3 separate regions of the Homo sapiens genome follow, and regions 2 and 3 are each linked to region 1. The links are chromatin loops, found by intact Hi-C in ENCODE. Cell type or tissue: heart right ventricle. All regions are shown on one strand. Region 1 overlaps AOPEP (aminopeptidase O (putative)). Region 2 overlaps AOPEP (aminopeptidase O (putative)). Region 3 overlaps FANCC (FA complementation group C).

The links. Hi-C counts contacts between places; a loop is a spot of excess contacts. Peaks named below come from ENCODE experiments on the same cell type or tissue, not always from the same donor. Only the 100,000 strongest peaks of a DNase experiment are listed, where the experiment ranks them.
Region 2: a loop joins it to region 1, with 4 times the contacts of the local background. A loop is called at or near these places in 19 of 110 quality-filtered maps.
Region 3: it touches region 1 in a loop (6-fold over the local background); 95 of 110 quality-filtered maps call a loop at or near these places.

What each region holds. Positions count from the first base shown.
Region 1 is chr9:94,779,547-94,787,546 of GRCh38, forward strand. All of the region lies in intron 3 of AOPEP (aminopeptidase O (putative)), which reads left to right. Among named protein-coding and RNA genes, the nearest start is that of MIR2278, 26 kb to the right of the region's middle. In heart right ventricle, a CTCF peak has its summit at 3,681 (motif pointing right); DNase peaks (open chromatin) are centred at 1,315 and 3,685; H3K27ac peaks cover 4,561 bases.
Region 2 is chr9:95,021,906-95,029,905 of GRCh38, forward strand. The region is part of intron 13 of AOPEP (aminopeptidase O (putative)); the gene reads left to right. Among named protein-coding and RNA genes, the nearest start is that of MIR6081, 39 kb to the right of the region's middle. RefSeq lists an enhancer at 1,374-2,573 and a silencer at 6,982-7,132. In heart right ventricle, CTCF peaks have their summits at 2,490, 2,695 and 3,993; DNase peaks (open chromatin) are centred at 1,460, 2,563 and 4,015; H3K4me3 peaks cover 1,861 bases; H3K27ac peaks cover 8,000 bases.
Region 3 is chr9:95,127,415-95,135,414 of GRCh38, forward strand. FANCC (FA complementation group C) reads right to left here. Exons shown (of 15, transcript NM_000136.3): 8 at 7,932-8,000. It also overlaps a transcript of AOPEP not described here. Among named protein-coding and RNA genes, the nearest start is that of MIR3074, 45 kb to the left of the region's middle. RefSeq lists silencers at 2,513-2,807, 3,953-4,247 and an enhancer at 4,767-5,269. In heart right ventricle, CTCF peaks have their summits at 406 (motif pointing left), 620 and 4,122 (motif pointing left); DNase peaks (open chromatin) are centred at 377 and 4,107; H3K4me3 peaks cover 671 bases.

The DNA of each region.
Region 1 (8,000 bases):
ATGAACTCTGTGTTCTTACAACTCTTACACATCCGTAAAGCCAAAATAAAATTATAAATGAAATGCAGATCAAACTAGCAAATCAATAAAATTCAAATTTATAATTTATAATTTGAATTTTATATTGATATAAATATATAAATATAAATTGAATATAAATATTAATATTTTGCTGAGATGAAATTGCCCCTTACAATATGAATATGGTGCTGACGGCTCCATGCAGTTTCTTTTGAGACTGAACACCTGTTCTACCCTGAGCCACAAAATAATCCAGTTCTCCACCACTTGTCTTTCATCTCCCTGTAAACTTTTGTTTACACAGCATGCTGTGATATCGTTTGGCCTTTACTCAGCCAAAAGCATCATCCTTATGTTCTTTTCTCATTATCTCTTGATAATTATCGCAGTCCTACACGTCCCCATGCAATCATATACACTAATACAGATGGGAACTCTGAAATCATTTGGCAGTACTCACATCTGGATGATTTTAGGGGTCAGAAAACTATGGCCTGCTGGCTAAATCTAGTCCACTGCCTGTTTTTGTAAATAAAGTTTTATTGGATCATGGCCATTGTCTTTGACTGCCTTCATGTTACAACAGCAGAGTTGAGTATTGGCAACAAGGTCCTGCAAAGCCTAAAATATTTGTTACCTGGTCTTTTACAGAAAAAAGTTTTCTGACCTCTGTCATATTCATCTGTCTGTCTGTTGTTGTGTATCTATTTGAAGATTATTATCAAAAAATTGAGAATTAACTTTAAATATGAAAAACTTTTATAACCCCAGGAATATATCTGTGGACCTTTTTTTTTCCCCAAATTCCAGTTGAGGACAGAGTAATAAAATAGATGCTTATTGAGATTTACTTACGTTCACACCACTTACACCTTATATGATATCACAGAACAATCTTTGCCAGTTCAAGCTGAGGGAGAATTAAGCTAGACAAGATAAAAGAACTCTATGCTTAATACTGCAATTCCTCCCACAGACAGGGTTTATCAGAGGACAATCAGGAAACAGTACTAATAAAGCTGTTTGCCAGAACCAAAATGGCTGTTCTGAGGATGGAATAATGTCTACAAATGTATCTGCACTCCTTAGAGAAAGGGGATGTGGATACAAGATGATGCTATTTCCTTTCTAAGTCATGTTTTCTCGATTGGCAGATTGGTCTCATAGGACCTCTACTCTGTTGTGCAGAATGCCCTTTAAAACGATGAGCTATCTTTGAAAACATGACTGGCAAAGCGCGACCCAGCAAGTCACAGTTTCCATCACAGTGACACATAGGCCTGATTAGCACATTTCCCGGGCACCAGCTGATTTTTCCACAGAAGCAAGGCACCTGGGAGCAGATAACAGCAACAGAAATGACAGCAGCCCTTGGGCAGGGAACAGAAATCAGAAGACAGATCTCTGGGTCCTTGCTTCATAAGGGAAATCATTTCTCCTAACTGTTTTTAAAATGAAGGGTAATGGTTTGGATGTAGGGTGATGACCATTGTAAGAATTCTATTAGCTGAGCAGTTGTTATTCTTTTTTTTTTTTTAAAGAAGGCTAAGACAAGGCCATAGATTTAGATTAACTTGCTTGGCTCTTTTATTATTCTCCTTTATTATTAAACTTCCTCAGCATAATGTGATTTGGGCAGACAGAGATGTTATCCTGTGGCTTATTGTTGGCCTATATTCTCTACCAAAATATAGCTAAACTATTGAGCGCAGAGACCCAATGCCTAATACAGTGCCTTGTATAGAATAAGTGCCCAATATGCATTTGTGGAATAAATGTGTTCTTTATAATCAGGCAGAAGTAGTATGTTCATGGAAGAAACATTTAAAACTACTAGTGATAGTAACAAAATCGACTTCAGGGTCATTTCTTTTGCTTTTGTTGCTTAATTACAGTTTATGCCTTTTTTCCAGCCTCAATAAATTTTAAAAAGAATTGGTTTAGTACATTATTATTTTCTTCTAGTAATTTTTTGTTTAGTTTTTTTTTTTTTTAATTAATTAATTTTTTTGAGACAGAGTCTCATTCTGTCGCCCAGGCTGGAGTGCAGTGGCACGATCTCCGCTCACTGCAAGCTCTGCCTCCCAGGTTTACGCCATTCTCCTGCCTCAGCCTCCCGAGTAGCTGGGACTACAGGCACCCGCCACCACGCCTGGCTAATTTTTTGTATTTTTAGCAGAGACGGGGTTTCACCGTGTTAGCCAGGATGGTCTCTATCTCGTGATCTTGTGATCCGCCCGCCTTGGCCTCCCAAAGTGCTGGGATTATAGGCGTGAAAGTTTTATTTTTATAGAGTCTAATTTAGTATATCCCTGCTTCCTAGAAAAATAAAATACTCTGAGGGCTGGGTGCCATGGCTCACACCTGTAATCCCAGCACTTTGGGAGGCCGAGGCGGGCGGATCACGAGGTCAGGAGATCGAGACCATCCTGCCTAACACAGTGAAATGCCGTCTCTACTAAAAATACAAAAAAAATTAGCCGGGCGTGGTGGCAGGCGCGTGTAATCCCAGCTACTTGGGCTGAGGCAGGAGAATTGCTTGAACCCGGGAGGCGGAGGTTGCAGTGAGCCAAGATCGTGCCACTGCACTCCAGCCTGGGCGACAGAGTGAGACTCCGTCTCAAAAAAAAAAGAAACAAAAAAAGAAAAAGAAAATACTCTGCTTCTGTTTTTTGTGGGAAGCCTCAAGTAAATGAAGAAGACTGCCTAATGGAAGCTCCTTCCAGATGAAGGAGAAAAAGCATATGAACAAGTGAAAGGTGTTAAAAACTACATGTGCCCTTGCATAGGATCTGATTTCATTTTTTAGTGCAAAAGTAAGACTGTAGACATTACTTCATTCTGGGCAAAATGCTACTCTCTGGCCTGCCCAATAGACTAGCTCTCTGACATTCTCTTTCTTTTGACTTTGTGTGGGAAATTCCAGGAAAAAGCCAAGATCTGAGAGTCCAGACCCTCCTGTGTGCAACTGAAAGCCAACTTTTCAAATGAGCAGTACTATTTAGACTGCTCCCATAGTATGCAACCAGGAATTACGTATGAGGAAATGGTAAATTAAGAGGCATTTAGGAATGGTTATGATTAAGTATTTTCCTCACAAAGAAAGAATGCAAAGTAGAGAAAGCTCCTTGTTTCTAGAACTAGGGAAACTTTATTCCACGCCAGTACACATACATTCCTATGTTTTTAAGGGTAAACGTATTAATCTTTTCCCATTAGAAAGATGCCGGTGAGCCAGTAATTTCTAAATCTGTGTCAGTTAATTCTTTTGTTTTGTGATTTGTTGTTGACTAGTTCTTGCTTACCCTCCTGGCACTGCGCTTACTGTACACGACATATGTGAAAGTCATCATGGTTTCTTTCAGACATTGATGATTCTGGCAGGCATGTATATACCAGTTCTCATTGCTGTGGATTTTTGTCTTGGACTTGACATTCATGAATGTTCCATGTGAGTAAAGCACTCAAGTTTACCTGTGACCACCTGGAGCAGTATGATTTGGTGTCCAGTTAGCTGATCCAGCTTAAGGGGAACTGGGTCACCTGCATTGAAGGTCAGAGTGGCCGGTGAGACTTGAATAACAAGCCTGGTGGGGCATATTCCTTTAGGTATCCCGTTAGCCAACAAGGAAAACCTATAGAGGCGCTTGTGTTCAGCAGATGGCGCTCTTTTACCTAGTTCACAAGAATGATCTTGAAGGTCATTCTCTCTTGCCTCTCCTGTGCCTGAGGCGGTACCATGTTGCAGGCAAGGAAAACCGAAGCCTTGCTGGGTAGCATCAGTGCTTGCAAAGTGGTGGCCTGACCTGGCACATTGCCCTGGTTAGGCAATGCTGGTGCCCAGGGCGTCTTACTGTCTCGTTTGTTCTGGTGCCAGTTACAACCCTTGAGCAACTGCGGAGAAGAACTAACAAGAGACAGTCACGCTATGGGTATTCACGAGGGTGGCACTCACTTAGAAAACTGGAAGGTGTAGACGCGGCATCTGCAAAGTCCTGACAGAAAGCTAGTTTGCTGAAAGACCCAAGCAGTGGAGAAGGAGGCCAGGAGGGGAAGAGCAGCCAAAATGGGGAGCTCTCTCTCCTTTTCGTGAATGTATTATATTTATTGTACAGATGTATGTATATTATATATTTAAAATATATGATATATACATTCTCTATAGTATGTCTGTATACACTTATAAGTGTACATGTTTCTGAATATACATATTCCTGTAAACATTGTTAGGCATCTTTAATTTGTGATACAAAGATGTTCCAAAGTAATCATAACATATATAATAGTTTGGATAGGAATTGCTGAAATAAGGAATTGTGGTTAGAGAAAGAAACAATTTTGAGGTAGCAAAGTAGCAGGGGCTACTGAAGGATTGAGGAAAGAAAGATTATATGTTAAATAAAAGCACGTATCAATTTGATATTTCCGAATGCTTCATGCTGTTTGTCTAACCTATAGTGGAGAGGTTGAAAAAGTAAAATGGATGGTTTTCATAGGAAGAATTTAAGTGCCTGTTTTAATTTGCAGTGAAAACAATAACTCTTTAATATGAGAAGTTCCATGAGATGCTTAACTTGGCAGAGCTATGATCTAACTTAGCCTCTGCACAAGCAGAGTGGTTATGTGTGTGTGGTTATAGCTGTGCTTTTAATTATATTAAGTGAGTTTATCCAAGACTCACCTACTAATAGGACACTGACTTTTCATAAATTTCTTATTTAATTTACTATTGGTAGGCATGACTGATGTGTAAAAATGACTACCGTATCTTGATTTTTCTTCTCTTAAAATTTTTTATGAAAAATGATTATCTCAGCTAAGTTTCTCACAGGTTTAGTATAAAAAGTTCTCTCTCCTCTCATGAACTGACTACTCCTTCATGTTCTTCCTTTTTCCCTCTTCACTGAGAATTATTCTTCCTCCTGTGGAAAATAGAATCTTCAAAACTATTCACAGGACAGTTTTTAGAAGTCATTGAAAAAATAATTAAGATAACTGTTTTAACACTCTTTAGTTATGATACTTATTTTCAAAATTAAATTTTATTTATTTTTATTTTTATTTTGGAGATGGAGTTTCACTCTGTCGCCCAGGCTGGAGTACAGTGGTGCAATCTTGGCCCACTGCAACCTCTGCCTCTTGGGTTCAAGTGATTCTCCTGCTTCAGCCTCCTGAGTAGCTAGGATTACAGGTGCCCACCACCACGCCTGGCTAATTTTTGTATTTTTAGTAGAGTCAGGGTTTCACCCATGTTGGCCAGGCTGGTCTTGAACTCTGGACCTCAGGTGATCCTCTCGCCTTGGCCTCCCAAAGTGCTGGGATTACCGGCGTGAGTCACTGTGCCTGGCCCAGAACTATATTTTATTTTATTTTATTTTATTTTGAGACGGAGTTTAGCTCTTGTTGCCCAGGCTGAAGTGCAATGGCACGATCTCAGCACACTGCAAACTCCGCCTCCCGGGGTTCAAGTGATTCTCCAGCCTCAGCCTCCTGAGTAGCTGGGATTACAGGCATGTGCCACTATGCCCGGCTAATTTTGTAGTTTTAGTAGAGATGAGGTTTCCGCTATGTTGGCCAGGCTGGTCTCAAACTCCCGATCTCAGGTGATCCACCCGCCTCGGCCTCCCAAAGTGCTGGGATTATAGGCGTGAGCCACTGCGCCCGGCCCAAAAACTAAATTTTAAACTGCCTCTTGTGATTTGAAAATTGATCCATTTCAAGTTCTGTTATAGCTGCAAAAAGCACAGTCATCTAAGGAAAATTTCAGTCCTGTTGTGGAGATGAAAATGTCTATTTGGGTCTTGTAACAGCTGTTATTGTCAATACGTCATACGATACATGTATCTTACTAGTGAGACAACTGAAGTATGAGAGTTTTTCCCCCTAAATACAGTCCAATAGGAGAAAGTGATGTAGGGGCGTTAGAGAACTCTGGTCTCTTTCTGAGGAGGTCAGAAGTCCAGCTTTACAGAATCTGCCCAGAAAGAAGGGCAAGCTGGGTGGCGGCTTGTGCCTGAAGTTAAGGAGTGCTGTTTCCTCTGCATCCCTTCCTACCAACCCTCTCTGTTAGTCTTGCTAATGAATCCCGACCTGGCTGTGAAATCATCCAGTGGTGTGAGGGGTTTCTGGCCTCTGCAGAGGAAAAACTCTGGGTTAATTCAAGTACAGTGTGTTCTCTTTGTTTTGCAGCTGGTGTAGCAAAGGGAGTCTAGTGCAAGTGGATTGAATCAAAAGGAAAATGAAGGCATTCACTGTCTGTTTCATCAAGGATGGCTCATTTAAAGTAAACACCATTTAAATAGTCTCCAAATGGCCCATTCTATATGAAGTCATACAGGATGCCCCCTTTAGGCTGTCATTCTCCTTTAAATGGATCGCTTTGTGTGGACTGTGTTTTAATGCCATTCAACCTTGAACTCCATATGTGGGCCTCATCAGGTCGCGGTTTTCAGTACACATGTGGCAGCCATACCTTCAGCATTCTTTGCCTTTGCCTTCAGAAAATTAGCCTGAGTGAGCATCAAGGGTAGACAGCTGTAAAGATGAGAGCTTGCAGATGAAGACTACAACAACAACAGATGATGACAGCACCTAATGTTTCTTGAACACTTACTTTGTGCCAATTATTATGCCTAGTGATCACTCTATAGATTATCTAATTTAATCCTAACTTAATCCTCACAGCAAGATACTATGATAATTCTCTTGTTATACATGAGGAAACTGATGCATTAGAGAAATTAAGTGATGTGCCCAAACTGGTAAATGCAGAGCAGGGAATTGAACCCTAGCTGTCAGATTCCAGAGGTGGAACTCAATGAATGGACATATCCAAAAGCAATAAACTCTCATTAATTCTCTTGCAAGGTAGGCTTATTCCAAACAATAGACAATCCTGAAATTATTTATCTTTGTTTTGGGAATGCATGCTCTGCTTTCTGGGGCAGTATTTCCACCTTATTCTTTGCAATTTTTGTAGGCTGATTGGAAGATAAGGTTAGGTGTTGTTCCCTGTGGCAGTGGGCAGTCTTCATGTAAGATTGGGCTCATTGGAATAATCCATGAAGAGACAACTCAAAAGAGACTTTTCTATCAAATGAGGATACTAGAAACATCCTCATAGCAGGGAACTAATGAAAATCTTCTCCAGAGCACTAGCAGCGCTCCATGATCTCAGCGCTGGCTCCAGCATTCAACCAGGATCCAGGCAAGAAGCCCAGGGCCAGACTCTAGTGAGAAGCTTCTGAGAAGAGTTTGACAAGGAATTGGGTTTCTGGCTGGTTCTTATTTGGCCCAGCCAATTGATCTGCCCCGATTTGACTGTCACTTGGTAGCCAAGAAACCTTTTTGCTTTTAAAAGCTTGAAGTCTGAAACAGTTGATTCCAAATGAGCTCTACTAAGTAGAGGAACTTTAGGAATCTAAGAAAATAAAAAAAAACTTGCGCGCTGTATAGGAGGAAATCATCTTGAGCACTTAAAGTATGAATTTGTGTGATATTTAAAAACCAATTATTTTATTTCCATTATTGAACTTCAGAGAAGACTGTGAGGAAACAATGACAGTTTTAACATATTTTTATTGGACTCACCTCAGGTTCTGTTACCACTATTGCTATCTCACTCTCAAACTCTGGGTCATTTACGGTTTCTGACTTTTTAATTGCTAATCTCCATTTCTCTCCCCTGCCACATCCTGCTGTGACTTCCGGTGTCTTCCCCATGTCACCTTGAGAGTGCAGACATGCTGATGAAGGTGCTGGGTTGTGATGGGATTGGGCGCTCTACGTGGATTTCTATTGACCTTGTGCAGGGATCTAACAAATACCTCTACTCCATTAGCAGTGTTTTCTCTTGGAAGTAAGTTTCAGTTTCTGCTGTTTCCACAAGTATCATCTTGCCCATGGACTACGTGGATGGTACAAGAACCAGACAGGCAGCAAGAAAATCAGGTCAAAAATTCAACGCAAATGTAGGGAGA
Region 2 (8,000 bases), 240 kb after region 1:
GAAGAAGGACTATTTCTGTTTAGATTTGCTTAACCGCATTTTCACTTTCTTGGGAACCCCTGATGGAGTTCAAGGTCATAGAAGAGAAGAAATCAGACACTGCTACAGGACTCTTGCTCTTGGTTCAGATTATTCAATGGGAGGGGAGAAGAGAGTAGTCGCAAGTGATTGTTGTAGATTTTGTCTCAGCTTTTTGTTTTTCTTTGTATCAAACCTGTTTTGAGATCATACACTGTTACAGAGAAAGAGAGGAGGCATATTATAAACGTGTGGACTTCAGTGTTATTCCTTCTCTTCAAAATGATGTTCCAGGTGTCTAGAGGGTGAGGTATGTCATTTACATGAAGGTTAAGAATAAAACAGAAAGTGCCTCTATGGTATTCTTAGTGGGGTTTTTTTCCTCTGAAAAACTGTTGCCAGCATATTTGGGAATACATCCTTATATTATTATTTTTGAGATGGGGTCTCTGTCGCCAGGCTGGAGTGCAATGGTGCGATCTTGGTTCACTGCAACCTCCACCTCTTGGGTTCAAGCGATTCTCCTGCCTCAGCCTCCTGGGTAGCTGGGACTACGGGTGCCCGCCACCATGCCTGGCTAATTTTTTTTGTATTTTTAGTAGAGATGGGGTTTCACCGTGTTAGCCAGGATGGCCTCGATTTCCTGACCTCATGATCCGCCCGCCTTGGCCTCCCAAAGTGCTGGGATTACGGGCGTAAGCCACCGCGTCTGGCCTATTTTGTTTTTTTTTAAAGACAGTTCATTATTGTCTATCTTAATATGTTAGAAATCACTCAAAATAAAGCAGCTGTTTTAACAATAGCTCAGTAGAAATAGTTTGTTGAGAGTGTTTTACTTCCCAAGAAGTTTTTTGATGTAGTTTTCTTAGCAGGAAAAATGTTTGTCTGTTGTGGATGGAAACATTTCCCCCCTTGCCCAGAACATGTGTGGTTTCCATTAACTTATTTTTCCATAGAACTTTGGCCATGGCTGTAGCTGATGCTGTGGGTCACCTGTGCTATTAGGGTTAAATTGAGATCTTAAGGTACCTTTCTCCCCGCTGTAGTCCGGAATGACATGGGTTTGTGATCAGACAAACTGATTGAAATCCCACCTTTTTGCCCCTCACCGGCTTTTTCACGCTGGACCGACTCGCTTCTCTAAGTCTCAGTTTCCTCATCTGCAAAACAGACTTCACGGGAAAACATTTTGCACAGAGCTGCCCCTGCATCATGGGTCACAGACAGTAGTAATTAATGTTACTGGGGAATGGGCTTTTCCAGTACTGTTTTCAGACTTAAAGTCATTTGTTATCTGTGGTGTGTTATGGGAACAGAAGATGTTCCTGAGAGCTGATAGGAGAGACCAGGAAGTGTAGCTGCAGGAAGAATGACGATGAGGGCACGTTTGGAACATCAGCGTGGCGGATGTGGGCCAGCTGAAGTGTCCCCAGCATTAAGACTGGGAAAGCAGCCCAGTCACTTCTCTAGTGGGTCCCAGCCACAGGTGCAGAGGACGCCTGCCTCCCAGGCAGACCCAGGAAGCTGCCCCATGGGGCCACTCTGCCCTAGTCAAATACTGCCTCAGGTTCAGTTGGAAGTTTCCAGTCGGCTCCTCCAAAGGGAGTTTTAGTTGAAGTCACTAGAGCTGTTTTATTGATTTTGGTTGAGGTCTTTGTGAGCTCAATTTACAAAAAGTCTGGTTATCCACAAAAAAATGCTTGCTGGTGTCCTGAGCAACTGAAGAATTCCAGAAACCTTTCAACAACAAGTGTTGAGATCTCCCCTGACCCCCGCCTCCCAGCAACTACAGAGGTCTGAGTTTGCAGTAACTATTATTCTTGTGTGGAATTGGCTCTGGATCGTTAATAAGTTTCCCTGAGCGCTGACTAACAGAAACCCACTTAGTCACAGAAGAAATGGGTCCAGTGTTTGTCCCAGCTATGAGTAATGGGTTATGCATGATTTAAAAAGGCTTCTCAGAAAGGCCTTGCTTATGTAGTCAAGGATCAATATTTTTGAAAAGAAGTTTTTATAGGTAAGCCATAACATTACTTGATAATCAGACATCATTTTCAAGTAGTTAAAAGGGTCATTGGATAAAGCTCAGTGGACCGACACTGGCTTCCTAATTGCTAAGGGCTGAAACTCCACATGCCCTGTAAATTATGAGCATGCTTGAATTTTTTATGGGAAAAGAAATTATGGTTTTATGTCGGATAATTTTCATGTCAAATGTTAGATCAGCCAGCCGGCTCTATCATCCAGGCAGGTTGTTGTTTTTCCCCACCTGATCCCTGCTTTTCCTTGAGAAGTTTATTTTAAATGGAGAGTCAGGAATGAGAGAGAACGTAGGATAGGAATGAATCATGAGAAAAATGCCACCAGTTGTTTTCCATAGTCCGTGTCCTTGTTGGAATATCCTTACCTTTGTCAACAGAGAGTAGCAGTTCATCCACAAGCTCGTGAGCAGCCACTGGCAGCACTGCCTCCATGAGGCCTCGGGAGCATTCTCATTGTTTTCTCCAGGCTGTGCTGTTCTTCCCCTCAGCCTTGAGAGTGACCAGGGATCTCCTAGGCCTAGGGAAACGCCACCTGGTCATTGGCCAGAGCCGTTTCTAGATATGGTATCTGACCCCTGTGTGAGTACCGACTGCCCAAGAGCTGGCAGTAGTTTTGTACTCTGAGCCTGAGCGTGTGGCCCCACGTTCCATGAGGCCTTTGGCCGGTTTGTTTGCCAGAGTGTCTCTGAGAGGAGGGAGAATGTTGGTATGGAGAATAATTTTATTGCTTTCTTCTCAAAATAAAGGAAATACTCAAGGGAATGGTGGGAGGGGAGGGGATAAATATAGCGTTTCCGATTTCCTGCTTCCTCTACTCTTCCACAGCATTTCACTTTTCATACGGTTAGATTTTCATCCTATCGACTTCAGCTAAAAATAATTCCAACCATTTCTATCAGATTGGCCCTCTTATCATACTTGTTATTATTTTGCTTTCCTATTCAAAACCTTTTTTTCCCCTTAGGCCAATGAACTGTTTTACTTTATTAGCTTCATATTTATTTATTTGTTATTGATGGATAATAGGTATACATAGTTTTAGGGTACATGTGATTTAGTACCATCATATAATTTATAAAAATCAAATCATTATATTTGGGATCTCAATCAACTTAAATATTTGTCTTTTCTTTATGCTAGAACCATTCTCAATAGCTTTTCTACAGGGAATAAAAGATGGTCTACAGTGCTCACCTGCTGCACCTGGTGCATGTGTCATGGTCTTATGGCTGGGGCAGTCTTGGTGTCCTGGCTTTTGGATGGTCAGAAATTCTGGCTTGTCCTTGTTCTTCCTTCTCCCGTGATCCATTTTCCCAGCAGAGGCCATTACATATGCTGGTGTCCCCCTACTCCTTCCAGCCTTCTGTTAACAGATACTGTCAGCCCACAGCCACTGCAGACGTGGCCCATTGCTACTTCCTTGTCCACAGCAACAGTGCTGGATACGGCTCAGTGCCTTGTCAGACAGACAAGAGTTGTTGATGAGTCTGCAAAGCAGAGCTGGTAGGTTAGCTGCCAGAGCTGACCCCACTGAGCAAAGCAGTGAGTTTAGTAGGTACTTGGCAAAAGTTAATTCATCAGGAGTTGGGAGAAAAGGTGCAAGAAAGGTCGTCTTAGATTATTGGGCATGGGCTGCCTGCTTACCACATTGGTATTTTCGTTTTGTATAATTATTAAGTTGATAGTGATTTTAACAAATAAAACATAACTTTGAAGTTTGGGAGGTAAGTGACTTGTGTAAGGTTTTAGGTTACATGAGCTAAAGATAAGAATTTCTGTAGTGTCATTTCCTAATTGTTCAGAGTGCCCATTATGCTTAGCCTAGGTGTCTTGCTTGGGTTAGCCCATTCTAAAAGTCGTGTGTTCCTAGGGCAGTGGTCATGATCATCACTGGACTCTGCCAGTTCCCAGGCCCCAGCACTGCCTCCGCCGGCAGCAAGCAGTAATAAGTAAGCTCCGAGTGGTTAAGCCTAATAGGGCTGTGACCCAGTTTGAACTCCGTAATGAGGAAAGAGCAGATTTATTTGCTCCCCTGCATGCGTCCCTCCCCCGTGTTCCTTTATTATCTTTAGAGGAAATTGAATAGCAAAATTCTGCATTCTCATAATGCTAATGGACTGATGTCATCTTTTCCACTCTGAAGTCAAGAAAGTAAGAGAAAACCGGAATATAGATTTAACACTTCATAGCTACCCAGGGCTTCAGCACAGGTTCTTTCTGTGTATATATATGTTTTTAACAACTTTAAGGCGTAATTTACGTGCCATAAACAATTCACTGATTTTAAGTAAGTTAGCTAAGTTGTGCAACCATCACCACAATCTAGTTTTAAAACATTTCCATCATCCCAGAGAAACCCCTGGCATCCATCACTAATCACTGCCTATTTCCCCCTCTCCTCATCCCTAGGCAACCTGTAAATCTACTTCTTGTTTCTGTAGATTTGCAGTTTCTGGACATTTCATATCAGTGGAATCATATAATACATGGTCTTACGTGTTTGTTTTCTTTCACTTAGCATAACGTATTGAGGTGCATGCATGTCGCAGTGTGTATCGCTGTGTTCCCTTTATTCCTGGACAGTATTCCATTTTATGGTTACACCACATTTTATCTGTCTGTTCACCAGTTGATGCACATTTGGGTTATTTCCAGTTTAGGGCTGTAGTAATGCTGCAGTAAGTACAGATGAGTTGTTAAATGAACATATGCTTTTACCTCTCTCCGATAGATGACCTAGGAGTCACGTAAGTTGAGTAAATTTATATGAGCAGTTGAGTAAATGGAGTGATTTAAGAAGCCTAGATTGTTTTCCAAAGTGGCTATACCACATTACCTTCCCACCAGTGATGAACAAGGGTCCCAGTTTCTCCACATCTTTGCCATGAGCTATAAGGAATATAACCTTAACTGTTGACTTGTTTTATATTCTTAGGTACAGAAGAAAGCTAGGAACTATTTTAAGGTATTTACAGTTTTTCAAGCATTGTTAACACATGTTAATTAAAACTGTAGGGTGGGAGTGGTGGCTCACGCTTGTAATCCCAGTACTTTGGGAGCTGAGGCGGGTGGATCGCTTGAACCTAGGAGTTCGAGACCAGCCTGGGCAACATGGCGAAACCCCATCTCTATAAAAAAATACAAAAGTTAGCTGGATACGGTGGCATGCACCTGTGGTTCCAGCTACTTGGGAGGCTGAGGTGGGAGGATCGCTTGAGCCCAGGAGTTCAAGGCTGCAGTGAGCTGTGACCACACCACTATACCCCAGTGTGGGTGACAGAGCCAGAGTGAGACCCTGTCTCAAAAAATAATAAAATAAAATAGAATAATAAAATAAATAAACTTGTAGTCTTTGATGCCTATCCTCCCTACTCTCTAGGTTCTACCACCAGTCATGCATGCAACAGTTAAACACATTCCATTTAATTATGTTTTTTTCTTGTGGACTTGATATAAAGTATTGAGTTGATGTGTGTATGTGATATTGTCTAAATTAAATTTACTTTGAGGAGTGATGTTTTTGGTATTTTGAATTCTTTTTTTTAGTTCTGTTACTCAAACCAATGTTTGTCAGTTTGTATTTCTGATTATACACATTGTTTTAATATAGAAAAGACACACATGTGTCTGTAGAGCCATGTTTTGGGGTGCTTTAAATAATTAAATAGTGAAGTTCTAGGTGTTAGAATTTGGTAGCTTTTAAGGATTCTTTATTAAAAATGCAACTAGCAGTATCTGTATGAATCTAGGCTATCTCCAAAAGCCTTGCAAAAGTTGTGCAGGAAACTTTATCACATCATTAGAACATGGCAGGGGTTACTACGTTTTCAAGTCCAAATGACCAGAGTTTCTCATTATTTTTGCTTATTCTAGAATTTGCAGGTATTTTTAATTTTGGCAGTGAGCAAATCAAGTGAACCTATTTTTCTAAATAAGTCGTATCATCAGTCATGACAGAGCATTCCGGTGAAATAACCCTCTCGTCGTGGGTGAAGTTCAGGACCACCCTTTGGGTCTCAGCAGAATCATGAGCCTCAGAACACTCATTGCAGGCCTGTTTATCTTTCAAATTTGTGCTTGTCCAAATATTCTGAAGCGGGGCATGCAGTCTGTCAAGAGGAAAAGATGAGAGGCATTCCAGTTCACACCTAGCACCCAGGTGCCCAGTGCCAGAAGTTCATGGGAGGAAAATAGTGACAGAGATGATTTTCTTAGGGTCTGATATCTGAATAAACAACCTCAACTGAACACAATTTACATCAATTATTTTGGCCTCCAGAGGCACTTTTGTCATGTGGTGGCAGTTTGTTATAAAGGAACGGTTCTCATAGGGCAGAATCACCCTCGTGGGAGTGATGTGGGTGCTTTGTGATCGGGGTGCTTTGGCCGTGGGTGTATGGAGTCCAGGCGCACTATGCCTGTGGTGCACAGTGCATTCCAGCAGACTGGAGAATTACGTCACTACCCACACAGCCTTCAGGTGCCAGCTGGAGAGCTGTACAGGTGAAAAACTGGTGTCTAATATTTGGGCTTAGAAATTCTTTTATGTACACAGTTTTAATATTGACTCAGGTTTCTGGGAATGAGTCTGAAGGGTAAATCTGGGAAGATTGTATTTTGTTGAATTTTTCCAAGAGTTACTTGCCATTTCAGAAAATCTCTTTTGCAGTGAGAATGCATTTGTGATGTTTGAGTGACCACCTGCCACAGCTGCTTCAGTTTGCATTAACAGCTGTGTGTTAGTGGGGATTCTCCAGGCAGCCCATTGCTTCACTGTTGTATTTAATTGGGTACTCAGGCATCAGCTTGTAAATATTGACGTCCATATTAATGCTTTATAACTCACTTTTCCTTTAATTCTGCTTTCTATTATAGATAGAGCATTGTATTAGAATTTCCCTGCCCAATTGTGTATATTATTTGTGTTAGGTTATCCAAGAATTCCGCGAGAGCCATTGGCCCCAGATGTCCGCAGTGTTTTGGTCCATATTACTGAGATACTAGCCTAGTGTGTCTGGAAGGCAGCGCCAGCTGGTGAGGAACGCACATGGGGCAGAGTTTCCAGGTAGCTGTGTGGGCAGGTGCTGTGTGGCATTGAGCTGTCCTCGTTTGCTGAAAACTGATTCTCTCAGGGGCTTGCCTGGGACTCCCTAGGATGTGGTCCTCTATACTTGCTGCCGTGACCAACATGAAATCTCCTGTCACCGTGCACTCTCTTGGGGAAACTGGGGGTGCCAGAAGACCAGCCACACATTTCTGAGAAGAGGTGAGGGTGAGAGGCAATCAGGCTGGCAGGCCTCAGGTGGACATTACTGAATTCCTTATGGGCATTGTGTAGATGCATACATTAAATCATTCTACCAGTCTGAATTTTCCTGGCCTTTGTCCTTTTGTCTGCGTGTGTTACTGATGAGCCATGCCCTGTAAACCGGTGTGGCCCCTTCCAAAGCCTGTGTTTTCTCAGTAGGGTAAAGTTACTCGAGATCCTCAAGTGTAAGTGCTGTTTCTTTTTTGTGTGCTGCGTGTCACCCTCCTGGGCCCTCACACCTGCCATCCATTCAGTGCCATGCCAGTCACTCCTTCACCCCCAGAATTTGAGAGACGCCATGTGTTAGCAGCTCCTGTTTCAGCACTGATTGGAGTTTCTAAGTTTTCCAGTATTTGTTGTCCTTCTTTCATTTGTTATTTATATTTTGGGCATTTCAGTGTTTTGTAAGCATCTTCTCCAGCAGCTTATCAGGGGCATGGTGAGAATTTAAAAAGGAAAGTTACTCAAGGGAAGGAGGTTGAAATTCATTTCAATTTAATTTATAATAACCAAATCTGTTAATATGAAATCCAGGTGATAGTCTGGCCTCTCTTTCGTAGTGCTTGTCCTGGGAGATGGGTGGCATTACTGATGGTGTGCCCAGCACTCCTAAGTAGGGAGGCCCCCTGGGA
Region 3 (8,000 bases), 350 kb after region 1:
GAGGGGGAGATGGTTTTGGGATGAAACGGTTGCTCCTCAGATCATCAGAGGACAACCCGATTCCAGGCATGCGCAGTCAGGATGGGGCTCTGGTTCCGTGGGAAGCGAAGCGCGGGGCTCTGACAGGGGCAGGTGCGGGCGGGAAGGCTAGGGGCTCCTCTCCGCTGTGCGCCCAGGGGGCGGGGACCCCTGCTTCACAGCAGCATTCACATGTTAGTGGATCAGGCGCTATTGGAAATTCAAGTCAGAGTGCATTTGATATGACTAGCTTTGGGAAACACTGTTCACAGGCCCCCGTCGGCAAGAAAAAAGGAGGCGCTCTGCTCCGGCCGTGCCCTGGATCACACTGAGGCAGGACCGCGCCTCCTCGCGGCCTCCCCGATGACATTGAGCCCGCGCCATCTAGCGTCCACTGGTCAGCACTGCTGGACCCGCCGGGCTCCAGGCAGGAGCTCTGCCACTTTTTCAGGACAGGATAAATCTCCTTTTAATTATTTCAAGATTTCTAATTTGCAAGTTAAAATGTCCTACTCTTTAAATAATCTATGCTCCCTCATCCTTCACTGATGTGCATTTTTATCTAAAAGGAACCAACTTGATATTCTTACAGATAAATTCATTATCTATGCAAGAAAATAATTTGGCAGGACCACCGTTCAAGAGAGGAGAGGCAGGTTATTTCGTGGCTTCGAACTTAGGCATGTCAGTTAATCTCCTGATGCCCAGTCTCACTGTAAATAATAAAAGTTATTAAGAGGTCACCGGATATAAGCACGGAAAATATAAAAGTTTCTATGTATTCATAATGAAAAAATAAAACAAGGGAAAAGCAACCGTATGTCTTGAAGAAATGTGATTCATCTAAGTTTGCCAGAGCAATTTTCAAAGTTTGTACAACAACATGCCTATTGAATAAGAGTGTTTAAGATCAAATAGCACTGTTATGTGCCCACAGGCAGACAGATAAGAGCTTGGAAATGCGTTGATAGAAAGTAAGATGAAACTTGAAAATGGTAAAATTAAATTTCTTTTTTCTAAATGGTCAAACTATCCCAGAGCCATTCTATAGGTTTGATGCTAGTAGAGAATCATTCAATACTAATTATAGGGATTTCCAAACAGCAAAGAAAATGATGATCAGATGTAGATTAGGGCTACTATGAAAACCACTGGGGGAGCAAGGAAGACAGCTCTTACTCAGTTTGTTAGAAGAGAGTGAGAGCTTAGATCTGCTCCTCTTCTGTGCGCTGTTTTCTAGCAAAATCGCTCAATCCAATGTTTTAAATGCCTGCTGGCTGTGTGGAATCTGCTTGTTCTTCCCCATACAGATGGACTCTCCTCTTAGATTTCTTTCTTTCCAAATATTTCAGACCCTTGGCTACTCTCAGCCTGCTTCCACAACCCATTTTAGCTTTTAAAACAGGTAAGAGGCCAGGAGGCAGGGGAACCTGCAGAAACAGCAACGGCAGAGATTTTGATTTGAAAACCAGTCTCCTTTTTTTTTTTTTTGAGACAGGGTCTCATTCTGTTGCCAGGCTGGAGTGCAGTGGTGATCTTGGCTCACTGCAACCTCCAACTCCTGGGTTCAAAAGATTCTCCTGCCTTAGCCTCCTGAGTAGCTGGGATTACAGGCACGTGCCACCACACCTGGCTAATTTTTGTATTTTTAGTAGAGATGGGGTTTCACCGTGTTGGCCAGGATGGTCTCGATCTCCTGACCTCACTGAAAAAAAAGAAAACCAGTCTCCCTTGCTACCCCTACAGCTGTGAACTGCTCCTTCTCATCTGCACCCCTCACCGATGGCTTTTAAAATGACACTCTTTATACTTTTTGAGCACATAATTTCAGGGTCAGTGAGTCCCCTCATGAGGACTAGAGTACTACAGGTCAGGCATATGTCCCAGCGACATCAAATCACAAAAGCAATCTTAAGCTGCTTTTCTTATCAAGATAATCTTCCAAATAGAATTAAGGTTTTAATACACGCTTCTTTGGAAGCCGTATCTTCCCCCCTAAATCTCTGTAGCATCTTCATGAGTGATGACGCAGGCATCTAACCTCTGATCCTGTTTTATTTGTAAGGTGGGGCACTCCGGTAACACACCAGAGGTCACGCTGCAAGCCAGGGCTCTGAAGCCCCATGACTGCGGCCATTATCTTTTCTATAAAAGCGGGGAAATAAAATAAACCTTTTGTGGTTTCCATCTGTTTGTTTTTCTCCATCCTACCAAAATCTGTTCCTTCTCAAGCTCTCTCTTCTCCATCTGGCCTAACAATTTCCACAGGCAGATCATTTCAACTCGAGGGGAGCTATGTCAGCAGGAGGTCTTCAATAACATGAGTCTTGTCCTTCCCTCCTTATCTCCCCCCTCAGGCTTTTCACTGAATGCCCAGGATGACTAGGGAGCGAAGATGGAGAGCTCTGGGTTCTGCCCTCCCTCTTGTATAGACCCGATTGTTCTGCTGGGTGTGCATCCCCTTGGGCTAACAAGAGCTTTCCCTCTGATCTCCCCTCATGGCTACCCAGAATTGCATTGTTTATCTCCCCTCCACCTAGAAAGAAAGCCCATCTTCATCCCTCAAAACACAAGGGAAGACAAAGTCAACATGGAATCAACACACAATAACCATGGTCTCAGTGCCTGTTTTGGAAGAGAGGCAAGGGAGAGGCCAACTTGTCACTCTGCACCATGAACTGTGCAAATTACACAGGCTCTTGTGCCCGGTCCTTGATGTTTACTTAAGCTGTTATTTTCATACCAACTCACCAATGATTATTACAAGCCACTTGCCACTTGAAAGAGGCCTGAGAACAAGAAGAACAGAATTCTCAGGAAGAAGCATTTCTTTCTGTCATTTGCTGATTCTGTGTGTGTGTGTGTGTGAGAGAGAGAGAGAGAGAGAGAGAATAGGGAAAAGGAGAGGGACAGAAAACAAACCAAAAAGGGAAATTATACTATGATTTAAGGTAACTCACAGACAAAAGCAAATCCCTTTTAGAAAAAATAAAAAGGCAGTGAAGGAACAGAAAAAATTATCAAGTGCTTTCCATCTATCACCTTTCATAGATATATTCGCCTTAAAAATAAAGAAGGAAATAGCAGATGACAGAGAAGCTGAAGTTCATTAAGCCTGGAATAGATTCTTTCCTGGTATTTTCATGTACTTGCATGTAGCTTAAATATTTACTTAGGAAATGGGTCATTTAAAGAATCAGCTGATGGGCAGCTTCCCCTCCAGTTTACCCAGCAGCCGGACAATCCCGTCCCACCGTGTAGCTGTTTCCGAGCCACTGTTCTCTCCACAGTGGGAAGCCCTTGTTGTTAATATGTGCATATTCACTACAAAATACCTTTCTTCTTAAAAAGAAGATTCTCCATAAGAGTCATTTCACCAGTGAACTCCTCTATTGAAGTGAAAAATGATTTGGCTTGAGAAAAACCTATTTATACAAAACCTTCACATCTATCATGTACAATGAGGCACCTTTATAAATATGTATTTTTTATTATGCCATTTGCTTCTTTTCTATTTTCAAAATACTAAACATAAGACTCTAAATATCCCTTTTACATTTTCAGATCTATTTTGTTTTAAAACATTCAGGTTCCTTTTAACAAATTTGAGCTCGGAAAAATTATTCTTTCTTTTTAATCTTTACCAGATGTTGTTTATACACAAACAATTTTTTCAGTACTCCATAATGCAATTATTGTTTAATTAGTGATAAATCTGTCATTCCTGGGCTTAAGAACTTAACAAGTACCAAATGTACTTTTGCGTCTTAAATTTACATGTGCTCTTCTCTGTGTTTGGACACAGAGGATCCCCAGCACCCCCTCCCCTGCCTGAAGTCCTTCTAGCCTTGCCCAGTGGCCTCTATCCAATTAGCCCGGGTAGCCCAAGCTGGAAGAAAGCTCCTCAGCCCCCTGCTGCTTCACAGCTCAGCCTGAGTGGCAATGACCCCTACGTCCACCCCTGCTTTGTTTTTGGGTTTTTCCCTCTCTCCCTTCATCTCTGGCCACAAGGTCTGCATCCCCAACTGCAATTCCATTGCAAGGAAACTCGCAACGTGGGCCTCTTTCTTCACAGAGACTATGCTGGAGGATCTGGTGCCCCCCTGAGGCTAATTCTGGAAAGTGCAACTCCAGTCCAAGATGCAGAACCTCCCAGCTTTTAGCCATACACATCAGCCAGCACTACTGGACTACTGCTAAATTATCTACTTCAGCTCTTGTTCAATTACATGCACCACATTAAAGAGCTCAAAAGGAAGTGCCGAAAAGACTGAAAAAGCAGGAAAAGAAAACCCTGGCATGTTAGTGAAAAGCTACTTAAGCACAGCAAACTGACAATATCACCCAGGATGTAGAGTGAACTCTTCAGCACAATATTTTACCAAGGAGGAGCTGCATACTGGGAGTCTGTGTAAAGGAAGTTTCTTTTTCTTTCTGAAGTGCTACAATTGCTACCTGGAGAATGAGGGAAAAAAACACAACCTATCCCATATTGAGGAGGATACTGAGGTATCTAGATGCTTTTTATTCTTAAGTTCTTATTAGATAAAGTAATCTTTTGAATTAAGCCATAAAGATTTTTAGGTAGGAGAGAAAATGAAGCATATTCTGATATCAAATCTTAGCAGAAACAACTCTGCCTCCTGGGCGCCTCCTCTGCTCCTTTCTTTTGGGGACAAGTCTGCCTGGGAAGGTGAGGCTAGCTCCTCTGGACCCAGCTGCGGGCGGGCTCTGCCAGCAAATGGGAGGGCATGAGAATCGGGTACCTTCCGGCCCTGGCATGCAGCTTGCCAGCCAAGCACAGTGCCACCCTGACACCCTGCAGACACTTTTCATTCCAATGTGGAATCCAAAGAATAGCTTTCTGGGCTCCACAAACAAAATTGTAACTGGAAAACATAACATCCTTCTAATTTGGGGCCAGCCTTGGGAAACCGAACAATGCCAAGAAGGCTGCATAATTAACAAGTGGCTTTCACTGCTGTCGGTGACATCGGTTTTTAAGGTCAGGTCTGAAGCTATGGATTATGGTCTTCCCGTGCCCATGCTGTCAAGGAAAACACAAGACCATCTGCTTTTGAAAAGTTTCAGTCTGTACAGTAAATGACAATCTAGGGCTAATACCTCACTTGATGTAGGAGCTACCAACCGTGGCAGACAGCATGACTCGACAGCAGTCCAGTCCACCGCACGGAAGCCAAAGGGGAAGCCTCAAAAGTGAACGGGTTTTGAAAACTTTTCTTTTATTTTAGATGTTAAATACATACATAGTCATTTGGAACTCAGGTAATAAGAGACTAATCCCTCATTATTCATGGTCTTAATGGAAAATATCAGACCTGCGAGTCCAAGAGGCCAAAGAACATTTGGGAAGGTCATTTCACTTTGTACAACCTGTACCACACTTTTATCTTTTGTTTTTGTTACATTTTGGTAACTATAGAATTTCCAGGACTCATTCTGCATAGTCCCAAGAGAGAGAAATATAATTAACAGTGCTCTATATAAAACACAAGTTATGTAGACCATCACACTTTAATTACTCTCAGAATCCAACTCTAATGTAATAGGCATCAGGTTTCCTCTGGAGCACAGCGCAGCAGTCTCGTGCTATCTGAGTCTTAGAGATCTCTCTGATACTTCTGTACAGTCCTGTCACTGCACCAAGATACTGCACTGCGATAAATGAATCAGATGATGCAATTAGGAAGCAGGCTCTTCAGGTTACCCCTGCAATCACTTAGCCACGTCACAGGCCTATTGCGGCCTGCCTGGCTTTCTGGCACTGCAGGCCCAGGATGCTGAGGAGAACAGCCCACACCAATCAGGGGCTTCCAGCCATCGTCTGTATTGTAATTACGTCCTTGAACCATGAGGCACAGAGAGGTCACATCCTGCCAATGCCACAATAAATTAAACCAAATAACACCCTCTAGAATCCCCCTTTAGCCATAATGGAAGCTCTGAATTTCTGCACACATGATCCCGATAAAAGCTTTTGTAAGTCAACTGACTTCAAAGCTGTGTGACTCGTGGGAGATTACTGTAAACTACAAACTGGAGACTGAGCATTATACAGTTATGTGCAATGGGACGGCCTGCGTTCTCTGTCTTGCATCTGCTGTGCTCACCACAGTGCTGCTCAGGCATGAGGGCCACAGGCAAAAAGGACATGGAGAAGGTTCAGGGAAGAATCCAAGGATTAAGGAAAGGCTGGAAAAAAGGCAATGGGACTAGAATTTTTCAATAGGGAGAAGACTTAAGGAAAATGTCATAAGCACCCTGGAAGCAAGCATATAGCCCAGTTACTATCATTTTGCCACTGAAAAGGGACCAGAGAAACTGAAATCCTAGTATGCACATGTAAGTTAGTAATAGATTTAGCAGACAATAAAGGTAATTTATGACCTTGAATCACCAGGAATGGGCTGTCAGAGGGCTTCTGAAAGTCATGATTTATTTTGAATTGTACTGCAACCATTTTAAAATAAGGTGCATTCCTATTTCTTGCCTTAATATATGACTCTTCCGGATGGTAAGGTTAGGTAGTAATTATCCTTAAGAAATCTGTTTGGGCTCTCTCAGTCTTAATATACACGTCTTCCTTTCTCTTCTATCGTGGTAAACTTTCAAGTCAGGTGGGATCCGTGTGTGCAGCCTGAGGTACAGGTGAGAGCAGCGTGGCTGTCAGCACCTGCAACCCTATGCACATCGCCCTGGGAGGCCAAGGGGAAGGGTGAAAGGGGCCATGAAACAAGGGGAGAAACGGGATCGCGGAGGAAGGCAACTGATTCCATTAGGATTCCCTTAGACAGTCTCCAACTAGAAAGAGAAAGAAAGAACACAGAAGTCCCAACTGAACTAAACAAGTTGAAGGCCTCTAGGAGGTAGGGGTTCTATGAGCTCAGGAAAAGTGGGCACAGCCAACCTCAGGGACTTCCTCAGTCTCAGCTCAAGGGCGAGGGTGAACACTCCCTCCTTCCCAGTGTCCCGGCCACTAACTAAAGACCGGACCGTTCACTGTGGCTCTTGGAACTCACTTTCTCCACTTGCAGGAAGCAGGAAGAAGTGGAAGGCAATCTCTGTGCCACATCCCTGCAGATTACGAAAGCTAAAGGGAAAAAGGGCAGAGTTCACTGGAGCTCCTGGAAGACAGAGGCTGCGGGACCATGGCACCTGCAGGTTTCTGAATCATTTTTTCAGGGTGCCTTGGTCTTTATTCCTGTCCTTACAAAATGTGCTCCAATCCCACAGAGCTGCCTCCCACAAAGGAATATGACTGGCGAGTCAGTGGTGGCGAGGGCCACTGAGAGCCCAGGGTGCCAGACACTGGGCCAGGAGGTGGATGTCCACGTGGGCTGGAGTCCCCAGCTGCACAGTCCTGAGCGGGAAGGGAGCCAGGCGCCACCGCGCAGGGGAGGGTGAAGGCAGGTGGCCTCACACCAAAAGAAAACTTACAGAAGTCTTAGCTGGTTCTGCTGCTTTAACCATTTTTCTGGGGTTTTGTGTCTCTTATTTCATCTTTCCTCTAGTGAAGAGCTACAAGTTTATTTTTTGAATGTTTTTAATTGATTCTTCCTCTTACCCATATGTTCATTTCCAAAAACTTATTTTCCATGCTGAAATAAGAAATACTGTTTTTAAAAAGTCTGTTGTGCAAATGTCAATTCTTGTGAACATGTGATATACGGCATATCAATCAAGTAAACCTCAGATCTCTCCCTGCATGCTCCAAGGATGCAGAAAAGCCCCCTATGTTAGTGATTTCAAAAATAAAATGTAAATACACGATTATATATAAAGGTTCCAATTGCTCTTTTGTTTACATCCCCCCCTTTCATTCTCTGACTAAAAGAAATGATTCCAAGCATCTCCTTCAAGGATTTTTCCCTTCATCAAAACCCAGTACGTACCAGCGATGAATCTTTTATAAAGCATTCGATCCTTCTCAGACAATTTCTCTCACTGGAGATTAGCTTTTC